Linked DNA regions of Mus musculus: region 1 is linked to region 2. Evidence: chromatin loops called from intact Hi-C (ENCODE). Cell type or tissue: left cerebral cortex. All regions are shown on one strand. Each heading gives the region's core, and the rest is flanking DNA. Links, peaks and the distances in the headings are about the cores only. Region 1 overlaps Dnah14 (dynein, axonemal, heavy chain 14). Region 2 has its middle 9.7 kb from the start of Gm32767.

The links. Peaks named below come from ENCODE experiments on the same cell type or tissue, not always from the same donor. Only the 100,000 strongest peaks of a DNase experiment are listed, where the experiment ranks them.
Region 1: it touches region 2 in a loop (2.6-fold over the local background); 9 of 42 quality-filtered maps call a loop at or near these places.

Annotation. Positions count from the first base shown.
Region 1 is chr1:181,612,567-181,620,566 of GRCm38, reverse strand. Dnah14 (dynein, axonemal, heavy chain 14) reads right to left here. Exons shown (of 87, transcript NM_001377039.1): 13 at 5,070-5,184; 14 at 4,469-4,733; 15 at 3,929-3,974; 16 at 3,745-3,842. Among named protein-coding and RNA genes, the nearest start is that of Gm33612, 11 kb to the left of the region's middle. In left cerebral cortex, for the core only: CTCF peaks have their summits at 3,029 (motif pointing left) and 4,220 (motif pointing right); a DNase peak (open chromatin) is centred at 4,222.
Region 2 is chr1:181,541,625-181,557,861 of GRCm38, reverse strand. No RefSeq gene overlaps it. Among named protein-coding and RNA genes, the nearest start is that of Gm32767, 9.7 kb to the right of the region's middle. In left cerebral cortex, for the core only: a CTCF peak has its summit at 12,250 (motif pointing right); DNase peaks (open chromatin) are centred at 7,709, 8,006, 8,255, 12,262 and 1 more place; H3K4me3 peaks cover 271 bases; H3K27ac peaks cover 411 bases.

The sequences.
Region 1 (8,000 bases), core at 1-8,000, 67 kb before region 2:
CAAAGGCAGTGAGAGGATTGTCTGACTGCTACAACATTCATGCCCCAAATGGAGCAAGCGCCTCACGCTCATCTCATGACCACAGCAGAGAAGCCAAACTGATATATTCTACAGGATGTCAGGAGCCATATGGGACAAGCTAATAACTAGCAGGTGATCATCCTGAAGTGACCTGCCTCGGATTATTATATAATCTGCAACAGGTGAGCTCTCAATAAGCAAGGCTGTGAGGGACTAATTTTAGGAAAGATTCCTGCTATTAATATGCTTTTCCTGTTATTATTAAATATATATAACAATCACTAAGTAGAAGCACACCCCCTTTGAAATAGATCTCTGCAGATCCACGAAGATGGACTATCTTGTAGTGATGCTATATAGACAAATAGATGACTTAAGTCTTAGTGATGATTCTATAAGAATTTCTAAAATTATATCTGTGATATTAAGCTCTTTTATAATGGGACTGCTATTAAGTCCTTTTTCTGATAGTCAAAGCTGCAATGAGAACTCTGCCAGTTTCCCAAGTGTCACCAGTTAATTGCTCTTAAGATGGTAATCAGACTTTCTCCTACTCAGAGCACATTCCAAGAGGTTGTGAAACAATTAACCAAAGGTTATTAAAGGCAACTAACAATTTATTATAGGTGCTAGAACAGAAGATAAAATATCAGCAGGGTTTATATATACACAAAACTTCACTAATAACGTAGTTATGGTTTTAACCCTTCAGTGAACCTGTGGAGCTGAGACAGGTGATGGATGCTTAGCCAGATAATTACTCCTAATGGATACGCATGTACACATTCTCTGCTGTAAACTTCTATCTCAATTTATGATTTGATTTTCTGTGTGAACTTGTGATGAACTTTGTAACATGTGATCATGTATTCTGAAAGACGTTTAAGAGCTGAGGACAAAGAGAAGAGTCAGAACTGAGAGACTGGGGTGAGAGGAACGGAGGTGAGAGGAACTGAGCTGAGGAGAAGTTTTTAGACAGAACATTTTTTAGATTAGAAGGAGAATGCAGAGTGGAGTAACTTAGAAATTATAGATAACATAAAATACTAAGAGAGCAATGTGCAGAATGCAGAGGGAAAGAGGAAAAAAGATGTCACAGAGAGCCGAAGGGGCAGGCAGGCTTCTCCTTACCATGGGACAGAACAGGTCTCATGGTAAGGACAAGGCAGGTTTAGTCTTATTAAAAGAAACAAAGCATTTTTTCTTACAAATGTGGGTTTAATTCATTTAGCATTAAAAATGTAGAAGTTTTTTCTTTATGTAATGAAGATTGGAGTGAATTTTTCATCCAGAATGAGTGAGTTCTTTCTGCACCGGTGCTTGGTCTTTTGCTCCATGTGTATATCTAAGTATGGATGTGTCTGTGAGTATGTAATTGTAAGAATGTATACCTGTGTGTGTGTGTGTGTGTAAGTATGTAATTGTAAGAATGTATACCTGTGTGTGTGTGTGTGTGTGTGTGTAAGTATGTAATTGTGAGAATGCATGCAAGCTGGGCCCAACTGGATTTGAATGAAAATGAGTAAATGAGCATGAATGAAACTGAATATGAATTTATGTGAGATTATGCATATTTGCTTATGTAAAAGTTTTTCCTTCTGCTAGTGTTATTCTCTTCTCCTGGTTCAATAGAAGTTTATTGCTCCAAACTTCCCCCTAACCTGACAAGCAAGAGGCATCTGGACAATAGGGAAAAGGTCTAGCAATGAATCCTTTACTCAATCTCCTGCTGTTTCAGGATGGGGTGCTGAGTGCCAGAGACTGCAGATTCTGGCCTCAGAGGAACACAGAAGGCAGGTCAGCTACAACAGCATAGTAACTTAGACTTAGATAAGCAAACTTTTTATTATACAGCAACCTTAAATTTCTCGTAAGACAAAGTCTTACCCCAGAAACTCTTAAGACAAAGTCTTACCCTCCACCTATGCTCTTCCCCCCTCCGCTGCCTCAAGAACTGACAAGAAAGAAGAAACACCCCACACTGGGGCTGCCCCCCCCCCCCCCGGCAGATAACTAGTATAAAAGTGAAGAAAAGGAGATGTCCTAGATGGGAAGACCCAAGGGTCCAGTGAACTGAGTGTGACATGTGAGTCTGGACTCCAGATCATGGAATAGAAAGCAGACAGGCGGGAAGCAGCTCCAAGAATCAAATCGGTTCTGTTGATTCAATGGCCCCAGCGTACTGTTGGGTGCGTGGTTTTGACGACCACAGCATGGGTAGCAAAAGCACGTGACAAGCATGTGTAAGTGATGGTCACAGAAGCCTTGAATTATTTTATAATGAAAATTTCAAAACAATCACATGACAAAATCATTTTATACTGAGGAAAAAAAAAGACATGAGAGCAATCACATGTTTTTAACCCAAGAAACTTAAATCTAAAAAGAAAAGAAAAAAAAAAAAGAAAGAAAGAAAATCTAGGTGGCAAAAAGAATCTATGGAAAGAATGCCAGAGGACCTATGTCCTCAAAATGAATCTCTACCCAAAATTTAAAAAAACATTAGTAGAGAATGATACACGTCTATTATTTCTATAGATAAGCAGTTAAGTCCAGGTGAGAAATTCCTGGGGGGCGGGGACAGGGAACAAGTGCACCATGCTAAAGCATGAATTCAGCACACTGTCACAAGACAACTGAGCTGCTAAGGGTCCTACTAGCTTAAATTTTTTTCTAAAACTTACTGTGGGGGATGGACACTGTCATATAATCTTAGATTATATTCATCGAGCTGAAAAAAATAATCATTTAAAATGTATTCAAGGTAGGAACAAGGTCTTTGTAATGAATGCTATGACATAAAATTCACACAACTCAAGCCTTGAGCGGCTTTCCTGATGCTAACGCTCTATGCATTTTCTTTATGTGCATGTGGGTTAATTTTGGGTGCCAATGTAAGTACATTTATAATATATGAAAAGACAATCCTGTGAGGGACTGATTGGATCATCTGAGCTGCGAAGATGCACCCTAAATCTGGGCCACACCCCCTGGGGCAGCACGCCCCCTGGTGGCAGCACAGTCCACATCAAAGGACATGGAAGAAGGAAGCTTTCACTTTTTACCTGTTTGCCCTCACTCTGGCTGGCAAGTTCAACTATCCTGTTGCTGAGACACTCCTTCACTGGTGTTAGAACCTGCTTCTTTGGAATTCCAATATAGACTGAAGACCAGCAACTCTCTAGGACGTTCCTGGGACTTTAGCAACCTACTGAGACGGCTAAGATATTTAGTCTCTCGGACTGAACAACTACTGGATTCTAGGCCTTTCCACTGCAACACAGCTAATATTGAACTAGTCAAACAATATTGCCTATAAGCCACTTAGATAAATCCCCATGTGAGTGTGTGTGTGTGCATGCATATATGAATCCACATATATATATATATGAATCCATATATATATATATGTATATATATACATACACACATATATATGTGTGTGTGTGTGTATGCATATATACATATTTAGGGGAATTTTTCATAGATATTATATGTACACACATGTAACTTATTCTACAGTTCTATTCCTTGAGAAAAGTCTAACACCACACACACACACAATCATCATCATCTTCAAATAATTTTAAATAAACACTGCTTGATCAAGCACTGGGACTCATGATCTCTTATTTATATCTACCATATGTATCACTAAGAGCATCAAATGCATTGATTTAAAAGAGATTGCCATAGAAGGCACCAAGCCTTTTGGATACTTACTGACATACTTTTCTATAGTTGCTATCATATTTTGGAATTGTGTCGAAAAGTCCAGTCTGTTGGGTTCCATAAAGAGGTTTGTTGGGAATTCAAAAAATCTGAGAGAAAACAATACATAAGAGTACATTCAAGGGATCGCAGTACCCAACAGAACACAGATGCTTATAAAATGGTCAATACGTACTTATTATAGAAGCGTTCTTGATCAGACTCAAGCTGGAGTCCTGAGTCTATTCGAATTTATTGAAACAAAGACAAAGTAAAAATTTATTAACAGTTTAAAATGCAAGACAACAACTTAATATATATCAGTATTTTCTAAATAACCTGAGAATCAATCGCTGAGCCTGTCTGGAAGGGGAATTCCAGAATCATATCCCAGACTCTGATAGGACACCTGGAGCAGAGTCCCAGACTGTGTTCTTTTCCTTTCCTGTGGGCCTCACATACGCTAGGCACATATTCTACCACCAGGTGGCACTCCTGGGCTTTTAGCAGCCGTTCTAGGTGCCACTCATCCTGAAAATGAAAGCCCAGAAGGCCAGAGTGACAGTGTAAGTGGTTCACAGTGAATGATATTACCACTCGCATGTACCACAAGGTAGTTCGTGGTCTGTCATTGCTCCCCTTAGCAAGTATGCTAACGTGGCATAACTAACAAACATGGCATAATCCTAAATTTCTTTCCTTACTACCAGCTGCCACCCGCTGCCTCCGGCCTCACCTGAAAGGATGCGTTTCAGGAGGGTGCCAAACTTGCTCGGCTGGTTGTACTGGCTGAGCATGGCTTCACTTGAAGTTCTTTTTCGGTTCTCCAGTTCCTCCTCATCACACACCAGAGACTCTTCACAGTTCTCAGACTTCTGATTATTCCCTTCCAGGTCCTCTGGAGAGTCATTCATAGTGGGAAGTCTCAGACAGAGGCTGATCTCAAATATTGGAGCATAGGTTTTCTTCAAATCCATTGCCACACGATGACTGTTAAAAGTCTAAGGTAGCAAATGTGCCCACAAGGCAAGAACAACATACAATAGAACGGTTAACTGGTGGTGATAAAGGTTAGGTAGTATCATAAACTGTAACCATATTTACATGTCAAAAAAGATGAAATGTGAAATTAGTATTAGTGGGCAATTTGGAAGGCATTATTGCAACTTTTTACAATGGGAGAAGGTGGCACATATGTGCGCATGTGTATGTGTGTATGTTTGTGTATGCGCACATATGTGTGTGTGGCAAGAAATTGTTAACTGAATGTTTAACTCTGGAACTTGCTATTCATCTTGTATCGAAATTTATGTTAGTGGTTTTGAGGCGCACCTTACCTCTTTAACATCGGTGTCTAGTTTTGGTTGTGAGCTTTGAAAAGAAGGAGCAGTTAAACTTGAAAGAACAAATTCATCATCGTCTGATTCCTTCCTAGAAAAGATCTTCCTGTCTCTAGAATGAGAAATGGGAGGGAAATTTATTTTTGAAATCATTTATTTTACTATTTAATATGAAAATATATAAAGAATTCATATAACAGTAAGAAAGAGAGAAAGAGAGAAAGGAAGGAAGGAAGGAAGGAAAGAAGGAAAAGAGAGAGAGAGAGAGAGGAAGAAAAGAAGAAAGAGAACAAACAAAGTAAGTTAAAAAATGGAGAAAGGGCTGAGATGAGGCTCAGTCAGCAGTGTTCAGCTTGTAAGTGTGAAGACCTGCGTTTGAGCCATCAGAAAGCACATAACAGCCAGGCATGGCTACAACATATCTGCACTCTCAACGATGACACAAATAGGAGGGTGAAACAGACCCCTGGATGCTCGCAGGCCAGCTAACCTGGCCTACATGCTCAGATTTCTGGCCAGTAAAAGACCTTGTCACACATAAAAAGGGGCAAGGTACCTGAGGACAATTATCCAAGGTTGTCCTCTGACCTCTGACCATGGACCCTGACACACATCCACATCCACACCCAAACACAGGCATACAAATAGGGAATGAAAACAATTTTACTGGCCCTTTCTCCAAAGACATACAAGTGGATGATAAGTATAAGAAAAGATGCTTAAGGGCTGGAGAGATGGCTCAGCGATTAAGAGCATTGGCTGCTCTTCCAGATGTCCTGAGTTCAATTCCCAGCAACCAGATGGTGGCTCACAACCATCTGTAATGGGATCCAATGGCCTCTTCCAGTGTGTCTGAAGATGGCTAAAGTGTACTGAGATAAATAAAATAAATCTTAAAAAAAAGAAAAGAAAAGAAAAGATGCTTAAAAATCACTGACAATTAGGAAACCCAATCAAAATCACAAGAGATTACCTTGTGCTCACTGGACTGGATTTTTGTTGGTGAGGATATTAGAATCCCATACGTTCTTGCTACAGTCTAAACAGATATAGACATTGTTGTGGGAAACTGTAGAGAAGTTCCTCCAAATGTTAAATGTCAAATTCTATGATCCTGAAATTCTACGTATATACCTCAAAGATCTGAAATGAGCTACCCAATCAGTAGCTCCAATCTGGTGTGCACAGTTGTGCTCTAACCATAGTCCACAGGGGAGAAACCCAACAGGTCAATGGAGAACTACAAAGTACTGCCAACAGACCACAGAAAGGAAGTGAAATTTGGATACACACTTCAACATGGATGGTCCTTAAAGATATCCTAACATAGATACGCCAGACAAAGAGAGAGAGAGAGAGAGAGAGAGAGAGCGAGAGAGAGAGAGCAATAGCTATGATTCCAGATGTGCAAGGTACCTAGAATGGATAAATTCTTAGAAAGGTTGCCATGGCTGGAAGGGGAGGGTAGTGTGGAGGTTTTGCATATGAAGCCTGGGAAAAGGTTCTGGAAGTGTATGGTGGTGGTTGTGCAACACCACGGATGTAGGCAACGCCTCTGACCTCTTCTATGCTACACACATTTCAACCTCACGAAAACGGATCTCACTTTAGCAGGAAGAGAAATAGAATGGATAGCCTCATGGCAGTAAGTCTGAACCAGGGCAAGACTGAGTATGTTCTAGGGAATGTCTGTCAACACAGAGCCTCGGATTGAACCCAGAGCTCATTCACCCTCGCATGTGCCCACGATGAGCTACACCCTCTGCCCCTGGAGGAAGTGACTTGAACCACTGCAGTCAGAAAGATGGAAAACTCATAAACAAGCCCAAAAGGTAATTCCAGCCCGTGGAGGTTGATGGGAAATAGAGACAAGAACACCCAGACATGTTTGATCCTATCTAAAGAAGCAACAAGTTAGAAAACTGGACAGGAAAACCGGACAAAGGAAAAAGATCAGAACTACTGACAAAATAAAATTAACATAAGTATAAATGTAATCTAAGGTATGAAATCAAGCATATGAAACACCTTTACTTCTATCTCAAGAGATAGAAACTCTCTGGCTGGCTTAAAAATCAAAATCAAATCATGATTCTGAATTCCCTCAGAAAAACCTAACAGAAGAGTCGATTCCAACAGCCTCAGGACCTGCAGGAGACCACAAGCCACCAACATATGCTCTCCCTCGAAAAAGCCTGTGGGAGTGGAAGTCCAGCAGAGCTGGAGATCTTAGACACTAGCTCAGGACCTCACAATCACAATTTTTGGTGTATATTGGGAAACAGGAGAATTCAGGATGTGTTAAGAGATCTCAAATGTCTCCAACAAATTATCTGTCACTGGAGAATACCATCAACCACAGAAATGAGACCACCACACATACATGCACACACTACACACACACACACACACACACACACCACACCCACCTGCTCACCCCATATACCACATACACATACACCCACGCACACATACCACATATACACCAAATACCACACATGCACATTACATCATACACACACACAGCACACCACACACAGGCCACACCACACATACCACACACACACCCCACACCAAACACACTTCCCACCACCCCACATATCACAAACACATACACATATACCACACAACACCCACATACCCCACCTATCACAGACACACACACAAACATACCACACACACACATACCACCTACTCACCCTACATACCTCGGACACACACAGAGAGAGACACACACACACATCATACCATACACAGGCCACACACACTAACACCACATACATACACACCACACCAGCCCCACACAAACAAACACACACACATACACACACAATCTGAGACACATTAAAACCAGCCCTAAGAGGGAATTTTGTAGCTCCAAGTATCTACCTAGGAAAGAGAGAGAGAGAGAGAGAGAGAGAGAGAGAG
Region 2 (16,237 bases), core at 4,704-12,703:
CACAGCTGCCTTTATGCAGCCATAAAATGAATCACTTGCCAAAGTAAGTAGCGTTTTCACAAACTCAGAGCAAACGCTACCAACTAGTTCCTTTATAGATGACCAGTGGATGGGGTCCCAGAGTCCCGTTCTACTTGCCCAAGTCTGTGCTTGCTGTGGGCCCTGTTCAGGTTGTTTTTCTAGCCCACGTTGGAAGCCAGACTGACCCACCCAGAAGGTTGATGTCTTCCTGTAACAGGTGGGGAATCTTTAAAACCTGTCTCTGCAGTGGACAGGCACCTTCAGATTAACCAGAGGAATGCAGCCTGGACCAGTGTGGCTGTCTGCCTTTCCCTGGGTCCGGCAGCTCAGCCAAGGCAGCAGGAAACAACCACCCGTTTATCTACCTTACTCCCAGTTATTTAATTCCCAGCTATTCAGCCTGGGGGAGGGGCCGTTTGCTACTTGCTCTGAATGAAAAACCATTGAAAATGTAAGACAACCACTCACTGTGGCTTGCGTCACTGTTTATAGTTAACATTAGTAAACAGATCTCTGTACGCAGACAGCAGCAGATCATTCGCTGAGCACTTAGAACATTTTGTTTGGTTGTTGTTGTGTTCAGATGAGGGTCTGTCTGTATTGCTGGCCTTGAACTCTGCCTCAAGCCATTCTCCTGCCTCTGTCTGCTAAGTAGCTGGAGCTACAGGTACATACATTATCGATTTGGCTCATCTGTATCATTTCTAATATGAACTAAACAGTGTGGAAGTCGCTCCTAGTGACTCAAGTTGTCCTTTAATTTTTGCTAAATGTTGTCATGTTAAAAGCCTCAAAGTCTCCAAATGCCAGGCAGAGATGGCATCTCATAGTTAGAGTTTCAATTTACTCATTGAAAATTTTATACAAGTATACAATGTATTTAGCACTTGGGATGGAACCCAAGCCCCACACTCTACCACTATGGACATCAGTGTGGCAGTTGTACAAACCACTAGAAACAGATCTACCATGTGACCCAACTATACTGCTCTGAGCATGCACTCAAAAGACTGTCTTTGCTGTAGAGACAACTGCTCATATGTTTATAGCTGCTCTATTCCTAATATCTCAAAACAAACAAACAAACTACCTTGAGAAATTGATTTAATTCGTGCCCCCCCAACCTTTCCCTCCCTCCTTCTCTCTTCTTCCTTCCTCTCCTCTCCTCCTCGCCTGGCAGGTGACTGAAATGTTACAGTAACCAGTAAGAGCTACTTGATCTCTCCTCTCAACAATACAGTTTCAGGTTTGAGTTGAGATTCCTAACAGATAGGACATGGAAACAACCTAGATGTTCATCAGCTGAAAGTGGATAATGAAAACATGATATATTTATACAATGGGATATTATTCGGCCATTAAGAAATTCGAAACACTCAATTCTACATGGGTTGTCTCCATCAAATCTCTTCCAGCACAGCTCAGGAAACCCCTCTGAGGAGGTGGTAAAAAGATCATTAATGAGCCAGTGGGGATGGAAGACACCATGGAACCAAGGCCTCCTAGACAGAGCAGGAGCGATGTGCAGGGCAATTCACAGAGGACGGAGCATGCGCAAGGCCTGCATGGGCTCTAGTCCAGAAACTATCTCTAGTGACAGTTGCTCAAAAAGGAAAAATTAGTTTTCTCCAACAGAGTCTCACTGAGCGTATAAACCTCTCTAAGGGAAGCCCATGCCTAACAGTAGATGGCTAACACAAAATAAACCACGGTGTTTTTGGAGGTGTTTTGGGGGTTCTGGTTGGTTTTGTTGTTTTGTAGGTTTTATTTCATAATGCTTTGGGAATTTTTTTTTAAACTTACAGGTCTCTTGCTTATAGATTATGGTTTCCTGTTTTATATTTTTGTGGGATTTCTGTGTGTGCAAATGTGTGCGCCTCTGTGTCTGTATTTCGTGTGCTTTTTCTCTGGCTTCTTTCTTTTTCTGTTTGTTTTGTCCTATTTTGTTTTCTCTGGTTGTTTGTTTTTAATCTTATTTTATTTTATTATTTTTATATGTCTTTTTGTTTTCTAATGAGAGGAAAAGATGTGGATTTTTGTGGGAGGGAGGATGTGGAAGGAGTTGGGGGTGGTTAGATCATAAGAACACATTGTTTGAAAAAACTGTATTTTCGATAAAAAAAAAAAGGAAGTAAAGAATAGCCTTGGAAGCCACGAAGCCCACACCAGCCACACTTAGAGCATGAAGTAGTTCCTGCATCCCATGAAACACTGCTGATCACAGCCCAGCTGAGGTGTCACAGGCTACAGAAGTTAGGGAACACTGGATGTTTTAAACTGCGAAGTTTCAGGGCAGCTTATTTTACAGAAACTAAACGTGTTTCTCCTTTCTTCCACCGTCTCAGCTCACCCAGATACATTATCTTCTCCTTCTCTTTGATGGGTGTGGAAGCATGAGTATTTTGTCAGATGAATTTACACACATCCATCCCTGCTACTATTACTTGACGTTTTTCACGTGAGCTGAAATGGAACCACGTGCTCAGCGGAGAAACATATGTCACCCAAGAACTCCAAGGTGCCTGCCTGGTCTCAAAGCACGTGTTCCGCTGAGATGTGGCTCAGAGATAAGAGAGTGCTTACCTAGCAAGTCAGGACCTAGAGGCCATCTTCTCACACAAACCCGAAACCAAACGAACCAAAGGAAACACCATGAAGTGGCTGCTGAGATAGATGGCTCAGGGTTGGAGCCTCCGCCGCTTAGGCATTTCTTCTTCTGCAGAAGCCAAGGGCAGTAGTTTGGCTGGGGCTGCCTTTGCTGGGCATTGGCTCAACCAAACGAACCAAAGGAAACACCATGAAGTGGCTGCTGAGATAGATGGCTCAGGGTTGGAGCCTCCGCCGCTTAGGCATTTCTTTTTCTGCAGAAGCCAAGGGCAGTAGTTTGGCTGGGGCTGCCTTTGCTGGGCATTGGCTCAGCTGATTGGTTGGACTAATCTAGACTGGTTTGGCTCGCTGTATCCTCTCATTCATCTCCTAGGGTAAAGGAGCAGCCACTGTCTGAGACATAGTATAGCCCTAATGTCCGAGTACCAAAACCTCAACAGAAACCAAAACACTCAATAACACAGGGTTGAGATTTGGTCTTATGCTATGTATTGTAAGTGCTGACCCGCGAGGCCTAGTTGCCCCAGAGACAAGAGAGTCCACTATGTAACCTTCTTTCTGATTGGTGAATAAAGATGGTGCGAGCCAATGGCTGGGCAGAAGAGACATGGGTGGGGCTTAGGGTCCCCGACTTGGGGTCAGAACCACAAAAGAGAGAGAGAAGTTGTTGAATGGAGAAGAAAGCTGTCATGGGATAAGAATCTTAAAATAATGGCCATGTGGGTTGGGTTGGCTAATTGGAGTTAAGAGCAGCCCAGAGGAAACATAGCAAATTGTGTATGGGATTATTGGCTGGGAAATAGATATAATAGCAAAGAAGATAGAAACCTGCCAAGCTCTTGTGCTGATTAAGGCTTGTTATAAATATGAAAGTTGTGTGAAAAAAGAAAGGTTGTGTATATCTTTTATCTGGGAACTAAATGGTCAAAGGTGGGGTAGAAACCCTTGATTAGGATTAAATATTTATATAACACACAGGAACCTTTTGCTCAAGTGCGACAAGCAATTCACTGGCCACAGAGCGTCAGGTGGCCATGCACAGCGTTATTCAACTTGTATTTCAGCAATAAACCTCTTACTGCAAACATTGCAGGGAGCCCACGCAGGGAGCCCCACACAGGGAGCCCACGCAGGGAGCCCCACACAGGGAGCCCACGCAGGGAGCCCCACACAGGGAGCCCACGCAGGGAGCCCACGCAGGGAGCCCACGCAGGGAGCCCACGCAGGGAGAGGGATTACTATATGGTATTGGCGGAAAACTCTAGAAACAAATCTAAATGTTCAGCAAGTGAAGTCCATAAAACAAAAAATACTATACTCATACAAGGAACCGCAATGAACTATGATCAATAGCTATAAAGGGAATGGGCCGCATCCACACTCAACTAACTTCTCAACTCGAAACCTGAAACTGTACTGTTGAGAGGAGAAATCAAGTTGATCGTATTGGTTACTGTAACATTTCAGTAACCTGCAAATGGGGAGAGGAGGACGGGAGAGGACGGAAAAAGAGAGAAGGAGGGAAACAGAGAGGGAGGAATTAAATCAATTTCTCGAGGCATTTTTGTTTTGTTTTGAGATCGTCTCCCTGTGTTGCCCATCCTGACCCATAGCTGTCTATCCTCTTGCCTTGGCTTTCTGAGTGCTAGGAACCATAACAGGCACACGCTACCATGCCTGGCTTGCGATGTCATTTAAAAGACACAATTCAGCCAACATGTAAAGTCCTCCACCCCCAATGCAGAAGTAAATGGATGCCTCTTTGGGACCCCAAAGTTCCTCAACGGGGAGCAGATATTAGAGATTTAGCCAAGAGAGATGATTGTGTTGAGTCACAGAAACCCCTGTCTGTAGCCGCACCCTCCTCTTCTTAGATATGACCGTCACATCCGTGGGTGTTCATCAGGGTGGTGAGTGGGTGTCGACCTTCTGAAGGCAGCTCTGAACTTTCCCAGTTCTCCAGCCAGCAGTGTAAGCTGCCATCTGTTCAGGGACACAGAGGCCCAGGTGCCAGGCATCCTCAAACCACACCCTCTGCTCTTCTTCTGGGTGGGGGTGGGGGTGTCTGAAAGCCCATTTTCTTCACGGGCTTTGAGAGCTCCTGTCCCCTGCAGCATATTACTAAATGCTCTCCGGGGAGCAAGGAGTGATAAACTTAGAAATCAGCCAGATCTCCCGCAGTGACTAAGGACTTAAAAGGAGGAAATGATTAAGGAATCACTGAGCTGTCTGAGGGACCAAGGAGTCCCTCCACCCTGAGTCACAGGGCATAAAAAGTTACATCATAGCCAGGGTTGACTTGCATAAGTGGGGATGCTGATGCCTGTCAGGGGACGGCTCTGCCAGGGGCAACACAGTAGTGGCACATGTGCCGAGGCTGCTCAACTGGACAGAGCTCTCCAAGTACCAGTGAGAAGCCTTGAAGTCACCCTCTTCCAGTGAACCTCTCTTTATGTCCTAAGAGTAAACATGACATGGCTGGCAAATGGACCGGGCAGCCCTGGGAAAAAAAGCAGCTGGTGTGGTTTTGCTGCCATCTGCCAAAGTCTGGAGTGCCCTCATTTGTCAGTCCAGTTCTCTGGCTGTCTCTGCCTTGCTGTCCTGGCAGCTAAGTAGGCTGTGACTCTCCCTCCCCCTCCTTACACAGCTCTTAGGCTCCTGCTGTCCTGCTCTTTCTGTTTCAGTCCCTTGGTTCTAGCAGTATCCTGCTGGGACTTGAATTCCCATGTCCTCTAAGCTGCACAGGGCTGGGACAGGGGGTTGGAGGTTTCTAATGTACAGATAAAGTTACTAAGGTTTCTGGCTTTAGGTGTCACCTAGAAGGCCTCCCTGATTACTTAACTCCTTTCTCCCATGGCAGTACAAGAACTGATCCCATAAAAGAACTTGTCAAAAACCAGGAGGAAAAGCAAGCTAGGCTCCCTCTGGTTCACCTCCAATAGCAGTGACTGCAGGATATCCTAAGCCTGACTCCCAGGCACTAAGGATGGAGGAAGTAATACCTACTTTAGAGAGGGGCAACAGCAAGTCAGGAAATAAAGTCAAGCTGCAGAGGCCACAGGACAATCCCTTGTCCTCCACTCCCCAAAGATGCCTCCCTAGTGAAGGTCCTTATTACCCTGCACAGCAAGTGGGACATCAGCCAGCAAGGACTTTACTAGCTCATTTTCTCTGTGCTAGCATAAGAAAGAGTGCAACTTGCTGGCTGAAATGGCAAAAGGGAAATAAAAACATGCAAGCAAAGAAGGAAGCAAAGAAGGAAGAGAGGAGGGAAGGAAGGAAGGAAGGAAGGAAGGAAGGAAGGAAGGAAGGAAGGAAGGAAGGAAGGAAGAAAGGAAGAGAGGGAACAAGGGAGGGAGGAAAGAAGGGAAGAAGGGAGGAAAGAAGGGGGGCAGGAAACACTTCATCTCAGATTCAAAAGTGCTTTTGACCCCTTGTGGCTCCAAGTCGCTCCATCATAGCAGCAACCACAGCCTTGGCTTTGCTGTGAAACTTTGCAGCCAGAAACTGGATCCACCCATCCTCTGGCCGTGGATAGACCCAGCTTTCTCACCAGCCTTGCAGGGAGAAAGTGAGAGGCCTCTACAGTTATCCACACAGAATCTCCCTTCCTTGCAACCTGTTCATCAAATCCACAACTCCTTTGGGTTTGTCTTCTAAGAAGAACCACATGGGTTTACTCCCTGCTGTCTAAAGAGCTCCACTTCCCAATGGCAAAAGCATGCAGGGTTGCTGGACAGGGTGGCCATGCAGAGGTGAGGAGCTGAGAGGGGATAGAGGGAGCTAAGATTCAATGTGGATTCTTTTCTCTACATCCCCTGCTGAGATTTCCTTGGCATCTTGGTAGCACAGGGAGGCAAAGTTCCAGCCAGGCTGAGAGTAAGGAAGAGGGATTAATGCCTGTGGTGGTCAGCTTCCCGATAGTGTAGAACACGTTGGAGTGACAGCAACTTATTCTTAAACAGCAAAGTTTGGGTTCTTAGTCTGTGATCACTTGATTCCATTCTTTTGGGGTCTGGGGTGGGATAACACATTATGCTAGGGACAGGCAGCATGCTTACTGTTCTCCCCAGGGCAGTAGGAAGTGAACTGAAGAGGCAGGACTATGGTCACAATATTCCTTTCAGGGACACAGCCCTGGTGACCTAACCTCGGCTCTACCTCCTGAAGGTTCAGCTGCCTCCAACAGCCACACAGCTGATAACCAAGGCTTAGCACGTGAGTCATCAGGGCATTTGGGATATAAGTGATAGAAATGTTTTCTCTTGGGAGTGGGTTTGCTCTTTCGAGCGCTGGCTGTTACAAAGTGACAACACTTCCTGCCTGGCTTGCCTCACACACACCAAGTTGTCTCTCTACTGTTGGCCACGTTGAAACAGTGCTAGGCCCTTGTCAGGGCTATGATCTTAGACTTCCTGACCTCCAGAATCATGAATCAAAACGAAGCCATGCTCTCGATAAACCCATCAGTCTCGGGTAATCTCTTACAACATGAAAAATGGACCAAGACAGCGCAAGGGAAAAGTCACAGGGAATTCTCTGGAATATTTTGCCCTTCCTTCAGTCTCAGCTTCCAAACTCTAGCCATTTAAAATACTACCCTTCAAAACTTTGGTCTCTTGGGCTGCTGATCAGTTGCCATGGGTCCTTGATTATCAAAAGAATAGTTTTTTCCTGTGTTTTATAACAAATTGGAAAGAGGAAAAAATTCTTTCCTTCCTTCCTTCCTTCCTTCCTTCCTTCCTTCCTTCCTCCCTCCCTCCCTCCCTCCCTCCCTCCCTCCCTCCCTCCCTCCCTCCCTCTTTCTTTCTTTCTTTCTTTCTTTCTTTCTTCCTTTTTTGAACACAAAATCCACCCCTCACAAAATAAATGTGACTGTGCACCTCTCTGGGCATCTCTGACAATGTGACCTGTCAGCTTCACATGGTGCCAGGCAGCTTTCAGGCCATGGATGTGGACTGAAGAAGCTGCTTGTAAGGACCACAGTTCTCTACTTGATGCCCACAAGGCAGCTGTCACCGCTGAGCAGTATGTGGTTCTTGGTGGCATTTGGTGAGTGGCAACAAAAGAAGTCGGTACTGGATGTACTTCTGATGTCATGGGGATAATTATACCACTCAACAGCTGCCGAAATCTATTTTTAACGTAAGTCTCAATGATATACATACGAACATGAAGGATTTTTGTAAACCTGGGAGAAAAGGAAGGAAAGGACGCATGTTTACGAGGCTCTTCAGCTTCGTTGAAGGTCACTGATGGCCACTGTTCTGCCACCTGCCAGTCCTCAGCTCCCCAGAATGATGGACATCTTCCTTGTTCTCCTACCACGCCATTCTCCACCTGCCTATTTTCTAGCATCTTCTTTTCTCGGGTTCTCCTCCTGTCTATTTCCTAACACCTCCAGCCCCAGACAAGGTGAGGAGATGCTTAGGAAAGCAGGCGTGGTCAGAGGCACTTGGTCTGAGTCTTTGAGGGATGTTGGGAAGTATCAGGCCATCTTTAAACATCAATGCTCCTCTCCAAACAGCAACTGGACTAGCACAGGGGAAGAAACCCTCCTCAACTAGGGCCACTCTTCATACAGCGTCAGAGGACGCCATTTCGTACTGTACTGCCTACTGCAGAAATCCTTCAATTCAGCAGTCCTCCTTCACGCTCTCACGAGTGTAAAGTCGAGGAGGCAAGACGCTGCTTAACCTACCAAGCGCTCAACATCACCCTCAGGAAACAGCCAGCACCCAGCAGCCCATTATCACACATATAAGTTCTTCCTGATCCTTCTTGTACAGCACGGCTTTACACTCCAGGGAGGATGCCATAGATATAATATATACTACTGAGCAAAGGGATCTTCCAAACCCAACTGGCGCCCTGTCCAGACACCCGCAGAGGGCTCCTGGGGTCACTTTCATTTCTGTCGGTGTGGTAAAACACCCTGGATAAAAGCAACTTAGGGAGAAAGGAGGCGTTTTTTGTTTTTGTTTTCTAACGATTTATTTATTTCATGTATGTGGGAATACTGTTGCTGTCTTCAGACACACAAGAAGATGGAATCAGATGCCCATTATAGACGGTTCTGAGCCACCATGTGGTTGCTGGGAATTGAACTCAGGACCTCTGGAAGAGCAGGCAGTGCTCTTAACCTCTGAGCCATCTCTCCAGCCCAAGAAAGGAGTTTTTATTTCAGCTTGCAATTCTAGGTTATAGTCCACTATTGTGGGGGAGTCAGAAGGGGACTTCAAAGGGTTTGTTACCTCACATCTAAAGTCAAGAGCATAGAGAAATGATTATACACACGGTTACCAGCTCCTGTGAGTTTTTGTGTTTAGCTCAATCTCTCCAACTCTTAGCCAAGGTCAGGACCTCCTGCTTAGGGAATAGTGCCACCCACAGTGGGCAGGTCTTCCCACATCAAATAATCTAAGACAATCCCCACAGACTTGCTTATGGCCAAACCAATATAGACAATTCCCATTGAGACTCTTCTCAGGTGATTTTAGACCATGTCAAGTTGAAAATTAAACCTAACTGTCCGATCTGCCTCTTGTATCACATCTACATGAGGATTCTTTGGGTTACTAATTTTTCATCTGGAAGTCCATTTAAGAATACTGACATCCAGATGGAGCGTGCCTTTAAGCTCAGCATTTGAGAGGCAGAGGCAGGTCTCTGTGGGCTCTGTGTCTTTTGAGGCCATCCTGGTCTCAATGAGAACCCCTATCTGTTATGGTTTGTATATGCTCTGCCCAGGGAGTGAGAAGGTATGGCCCTGTTTGGAGTAGGTATGTCACTGAGTGTGTGGGCTTAAGACCCTCATCCTACTGTCTGCAAGCCAGGATTCTGCTAGCAGCCTTCAGATGAAGATGTAGAACTCTCAGCTCTGCCTGCCTGGATGGTGCCATGCTCCCACCTTGATGATAATGGACTGAACCTCTGAACCTGTAAGCCAGTCCCAATTAAATGTTGTCCTTATAAGAGTTGCCTTGGTCATGGTGTCTGTTCACAGTAGTAAAACCCTAAGACACTGTCTAAAAACAATAAAATAAAAAGAATAACCCCAATTATCTCTCTCATCTATCAAAATATATCATCCTTATCAAAAGTCCATACAACATTATGTGTCTACATCTTATCCACCATTACCCCAGAACACAAGTCCTTCTAATCCAGGGATGGCACCACTGTCCTCTGAGCTGACCTCTGCCCTTGTAGGAGCATCTGTTAAAGGGTGCGAATAACTCATTGCAGTACTGTTGGTACTCATCTTACATCCAGCTTTCCCCAAACTCTTCCAACTCTTCAAGGGTAGCCCACTGGTAACAGCCTCTGCATGGGTAAGGGGGTCAAGGTCAGGGAAGCTAAGCGTCAAGCTCACAAGGACACAGAGTGGGAATGACAAGCTGGTTTGAGCTGAGTTCTCTATTACCCCAAACCTTTCTTTTACAATAATAGTCTTATCACAGTGCAAGTCCACAGTAAATGTCAGCGAATAAATGTCTACTTAATCTTAGAGTTTCCAGGCAGGATTGTGTGTGCATAGCCTTGATACAGGAAGACTTATTTTATAATAGAGTCATGCTAACATGTCCCTGCGGAAATGAAAGTCAACTGCTAACCTCGGGGCAAAACTCACAGCAATGGGCTTATATGTCTGTCACTAGCTCTGCCCGTCAGCTTTCTATTATTGTCATAAAATATCCGAAACAATCAACTGTAAGAGTAAAAGAGAGAAGTTCTTTTGGGCTTACAGTTTTGGTTAGCGAATGTGCTGCCTTTGGGCTGTGGCGAGGCTGCACGTCCTGCTGGGAGCACCTGGTAGAGGAAGATGCTCACCCGTGTCACAGCGCCTGGAAGCCACGGAAGAGACGAGGCTTGCTTTTGAACTCAAGGTCCATGACCATGGGTCTTAGTCAGGGTTGCACTGCTGTGAACAGACACCATGACCAAGGCAACTCTTATAAGGACAACACTTAATTGGGGCTGGTTTACAGTTTCAGAGGTTCAGTCCATTATCATCAAGGTGGGAGCATGGCAGTATCCAGGCAGGTATGGCACAGGCAGAGCTGAGAGTTCTACATCTTCATCGGAAGGCCTCTAGGAGAAGAAGGCTTCCAGGAAGTTAGGACGAGGGTCTTAAAGCCCACGCCTACAGTGATACACCCACTCCAACAGGGCCACACCTTTTAATGGTGCAGCTCCCTGGGCCGAGCATAGACAAATCATCACACGGTGTTGAGATAACTTTCTTTTTTTTAACTTTGTGTAAAGGTATGTCTCTGTATTTTCAATTGTTGATTCCGTAGGACAGAAAGCTAAATGCTGGCAGGAGAGTGGCATTGTTATGTCTACAGCCTTCGCCAGCCTTATGTTTGTAAATAGTTGTCCGTCCGCACCTGCTTAGACACTTGAAGGTAATCCTAGAGGCAGATTGTCTCACTGCTGATTGGTTGTAAATAAAGATCTCACAGCCAATAGCTGGAGCCGGAAATGGAGGGTGGGACTTCTGGGCACGGAGATTGCGGCAAAGGGAGAGCCGACCCAGAGGGAACAGACAAGGACTGAAGATGAGCAGAGAAAGCTATAGAGCTAGCCATGTGGCCAGTTGTAGGCTAGTTAGTCAGGTTAGGTATAGAATAGCCAGGAGACTGCCCAAGCAAAAGGCCTCGGCTTCAAACTATATAGAAGACTCCATGCGATTATTTATACTGCTGATTGTGTCGGAGAAAGTCCCACTATAGCCATGGCATAACACCCAGCTTCCTCCCACTAGCACCCCTCTCTTAAGGAGCCCACCACCTCCCAGTTGTGTGACACCGGGGATCAAGTTTGGGCTTCGGGGTATTTCAGATCAAAATTGTAGCACGAGTTCACTGAACAAGCTGGGCTCCCTTTGACGTCCTCTCTCAGGGTCACCCCACCCTATCCCTTGGATAAAATCCTGAGCTGGAATCATGGTTCTTCCAGCCTTTCTCATAGAATGGGACCTCTATCGAGGCGGATCGTCTAATGTTCCCACAGGCCCTCTGCAGGAGTGTGGCCTCCCTGCTAACACTGCGCACCCTGATATTTTTATACACCAGAAAAATGATTTTAATCACGTGTAAGAATACAGGGTGGCTCGTGAGGTTGCCTGACTGTAGAGGGACCCATAACACAGAGAGAAAGATGAAAGAGAAAGACCACCCAGGAGGTCCACAGAGTGAAGAGTTCCGTCTCTCCAGGCCCACAGACAAGGGGGATTCACGGTGCATTTAGGAAAGTAACCCCACACCTACCTGGTGTCCTAGAAAACGTCCTGATAATACTAAACTCTAAACTCTTTTGTTCCCATCCTAGAGCCCTTAGGAATTGAGTCAGCCACAAACTTCTGAATAGGGACCTGCCCCTCCACGAAACAACTGCTTTCTTGACCCAAGCGCCAACCGTATCTCCTTGCAGCAGTCTGTGGAAGGAGGGGACACCCCTCTCACCCAATTTCTCTTCTTCAGTGTTTGCTATTTCTCGTCAAGACCCAAGCTACACCTCAAATTTTGAACCCCATCCATTACCTCAGAAGTCATCCACACTGCCCCAATGGCGGCGGAAGACAGGGGTTCATGGTCTGTCAGTTCTTACTTATGAACACTAGGTGGCGACATTGCAATGGGAAGATGAAACATTGCTGCGTTCCTATGAGAAACCAACACGCTGGTGAAGAGATTGGTTTATACACCAGGATAACAAGCCCAGCGGCTGGACTGTATGTCGATGCCGATGCGATGCCGAGCTGAGCGAGTGTATGAGGTGCTTGTTAGTAGGGAGTTGCCTGTATTTGATCGTTACGCGATCTCCCGCAGAGCGCCATCCTGTCACCGCAAGTTTTCCCAGGGAGAGACCAAATAGGTCATCTTGAAATCAATTTATTGTAGTCCCTGAAACCTATGTCATAATAATCTCTAAGACAACTCCGAGACCAGGATTAATAAAGACACACAGTCTCTTGTAAACTGCTGGGAGAATAGGCGTCAGGTATTCTCATCAGAAACAATGACTGCGGGGTAGATATATTAGTTGGCTTGATCTGGTCATTTCATAGTGCAGAGATAACACCAAAACATTGAGCCGCACCCAATCAATAGCTATAATTACTTGTGAGTTAAAAAATAATAATAAAACAGGAAAGTAAAACGTAAAAGAACTAAAAGCAAAAAGAAGTCTACAGGTGTCTCTGTGTCGGGACACACATTTCTGAGTTTGGCTGACTTGCCCACATTCCTAGGAAGGACGTAGGTGTGGCTGTATGATCAACTTCAGCAGTTTTAAGTGCCTACTATGTGCTTTGGTCCCAAGGCTCCTGCAAGCCTCAGGAAAGCCCAGTTTTCTCATATTCTACCCTCAGACGTGCAAATAGAGACTCTGAGACTGGGAATTTGAGGGAAGCAGGAAGGTGGCTGTTCCCTGTTCCCTGTCCACCCTATCATGCTATACAACCAGGACCACTCCTGAAAGTTGACCCGGGAGGTCCTGGGATCCTGAGGGCACTCAGCTTCCCTCTTGCAGGCACTCTAGCTGAATCTGTGGATCTCCTCTGCCCCCTGACCCTTGGTGCCTGGCTGAACTTTCCCATCAAGACAGCCCAGAAGAAGAGGGACTCTGACACTCAGCCAGGTACCACTCACCTTCAGGTCTGTCCTCTACGCACAGGATCATGGAGACAATGGCTTTCGCCCCAGCTCATGGGTCTTTCCTCAAATGTTTATCCCCCAAAGGCAGGGAGGAGTAACAGTTGTGCTGTCCTCTGAGCTCCTGTGCAGCAGGAGACAGAGACTCTGCACCCAAGCAGAGAAAGCCCACGAGGCAGGCACCCAGGAGTTAACTCCAGCACCACAATACCTCCTAGCTCCCCTTCATTCTTTGGATCCCAAGTGATGGCCAGAGATCACTCTTCTTGTATTAAAAACCAACAATAATTAAACACCCTGCAGTGGCCTGAGAAGGAACCTCTAAACAGTCTTAGCCAACTTTTCTTCCCGCAGCAGCAGGGGGCGCTGCTGGGGCTGGAGGTCACTAGGTGTCCACTTTGCCAGAAAACTCTTTAAGCTTGAACTTATCATCAAGTCCTTTGGAAAATTCTGGACTTTAAGACTTTAGTCAATGACTTACTCTGGAACATTTAAATGAAATTAAGCTGTAGGCTGACATCTGGGTCACTGACTCTGCCCCCTTGCTTAGGCAGCTGTGGCCAACCTGTGTATCAGCACTTGGAACTCTCTGTGTATCAGCCTTTCTAGTCCCCTCAGCCAGTCTGCGAGCAAATGCTCTGACCAGTGACACTTTGCAACAACCCCCAGGGCAAGGACAGGCTGCCTGCCTGGTACTATGAGTCACTTTAGTAACCACTACTACCCATAGCATCCCTTCCTCGAAGGGCAGCAATGGTCTGATCTCAGTGTCATAGTAAGATGCGTCTCTAGTGTCCACTCCCAAGAGCTGAACCTGGCAGATAGCTAGAGTGACTCCAAGCCTTGTGCTTGGGCAGGAGACTTCTTGTAGACACTGACATTAGGTCACAGGAGAACTGTCAGCCTGCTTCATGCACTTCTTGGTTGTCATTATCGAAAACATCAGCTACTGGAGTGTATGATAAGGGTCCCCTGGAGATCAGTCCAAGGTGGAAGGGGTAACAGACAATGAGCAGTGTCTCTGTGATGTTGTTGCTTACAGCCAGGGACACCACTGTTTCCCACCTGCTCTGTGCTGAACTCACGTTGGCTCCCTGAGGCACCTACACAAGCTGCCCATGCAATAAACCTTACCCAAGTGAAGGAACATACACACAGACAAAAGCAGAAGCCCTCACCTCTTAGTTTCACACAGAGGCTCAAAGTGGCCTCAAATATACATCGGAAATTCCACAAGTGTGACCTTCGGTAGCATAGCCCCCGTCAGTTGCGTGCAGGCAGAGTGCAGAGGTCCTCCCTCTGTTACCGCAGAGGTCCTCCCACAGTTACCACGCACAAACTCTGGGAAGTTGATGGCCTTAAGGCCTGCAGACCCCGGCTTAGGGCATAGAAAGAAAACTTTTTGTTCCCCCACAGCCAATCATAAAACTAAGAATATTGAGTGTGAGGTCCTAGTGAGTAAAAGCTGTTGCCTGGCCTGATGATCACCTAGCCATGACCAGTCTCTGGGACCTAAAGGATTAAAGAAGAAAAGTGACTCATTCGAGTGCACACATGCACACTCACACACACATTATATATATATATATATATATATATATATATATATAAAATATATTATATATAATATTATATAGTCACACACAATAACTCTGACAGTTGAACCATGAGGATATTACCCTCATTTTTCTAGCTTTCCGAGTCATCTGTAATGCAATTCTCTGACACACCATGCTTGACTATAGAACCTCCCGTTCTAGAATAGCCTTACGTCCCTCCAAAGGAAGGAGCACTGTCCAGAGAGGTGACGAATGGCCTGGACAGACAGCCTCCCTGGGCTAGCCCACCTCAGCCAATTACTGCTGGGTTACATTCTTTTTCTTCAATTGTGTATCTTCGCCAAAACCAATGATAAAAATTAGTTTATTATAGATCTCTGAGCTTTAAATATGACGACTCATGTCATGAAATACAATGTCAAGTAGATTTGTCATTGCTGTCTTCCCTGAAGAAAAGGAGTGAAAGGGAATAGAGGGAGGGAGGAATAAAGGAAGACAGACAGACAGACAGACAAGCCAGGTAAATGCTTCAGGACTGCCACTCCCCCCTCCTCACACATATTGACAAGGTGTTGCTTGTTGGACTGGCCTGTGCGCCCCTGCTACCACTCACTGCCATGATTCATTTTGAAAACCCTTGAAAGCGTATCCTGCCAGTCTAAGATCCTGTTCACCTGTGACACAGATAATAAGAAACTAACGTTATCCCCAGCAAATAATAATTTTTGTGAAATCATAAGAGTTTTCTCTCTTTTCTGCACACATTGAGAGCTTTTGTTTTAATTTTGAACCTACAGGTCAAAGAGCAAGAAAAGTGAGGTTTGGGACTAGGGCTTGTCTTGTGTATTATCCTGACAGTGAGACAGGAAAAGAATAAATCTCCACTGAGAGAGTTCACAACATTGCAAGTATCCTTGTGGCTGGACATAGTGTTCCCTGATCCCAGAAAAATACACACACACACACACACACACACACACACACACACACATGCGCGCGCACGCGCGCGCACACGCACACACACATAGACATATACAAACACATGCACATGTATACAAACTTGTTCCCAGCCACCACCACGCCCTAACCAAGAGATGGAGCCTGAGTTTCCTCCTGTTGCAGCTGGAGACTGAGGTCACATTACAGTTGCCCCAGTTAGTAGAATGTTATAGACAGACTAAGGAACTTTCAAGGCTGATGAGTTTCTCACTCATCTCTATCTTGTTATTGACAGGTGGAAAGTGTGTGATGCTGGACTGAAACAGGCAGGAGACATCACAGCAGGAGTGGTCTCCAGAGCCTCTGGGGAGGGGCTCAGGTTGAATTGTCTCCTGAGAGATGGCAGCATATGCTAAGAGTACATGAGAGAAAGGGGGAGAAACAGAAACA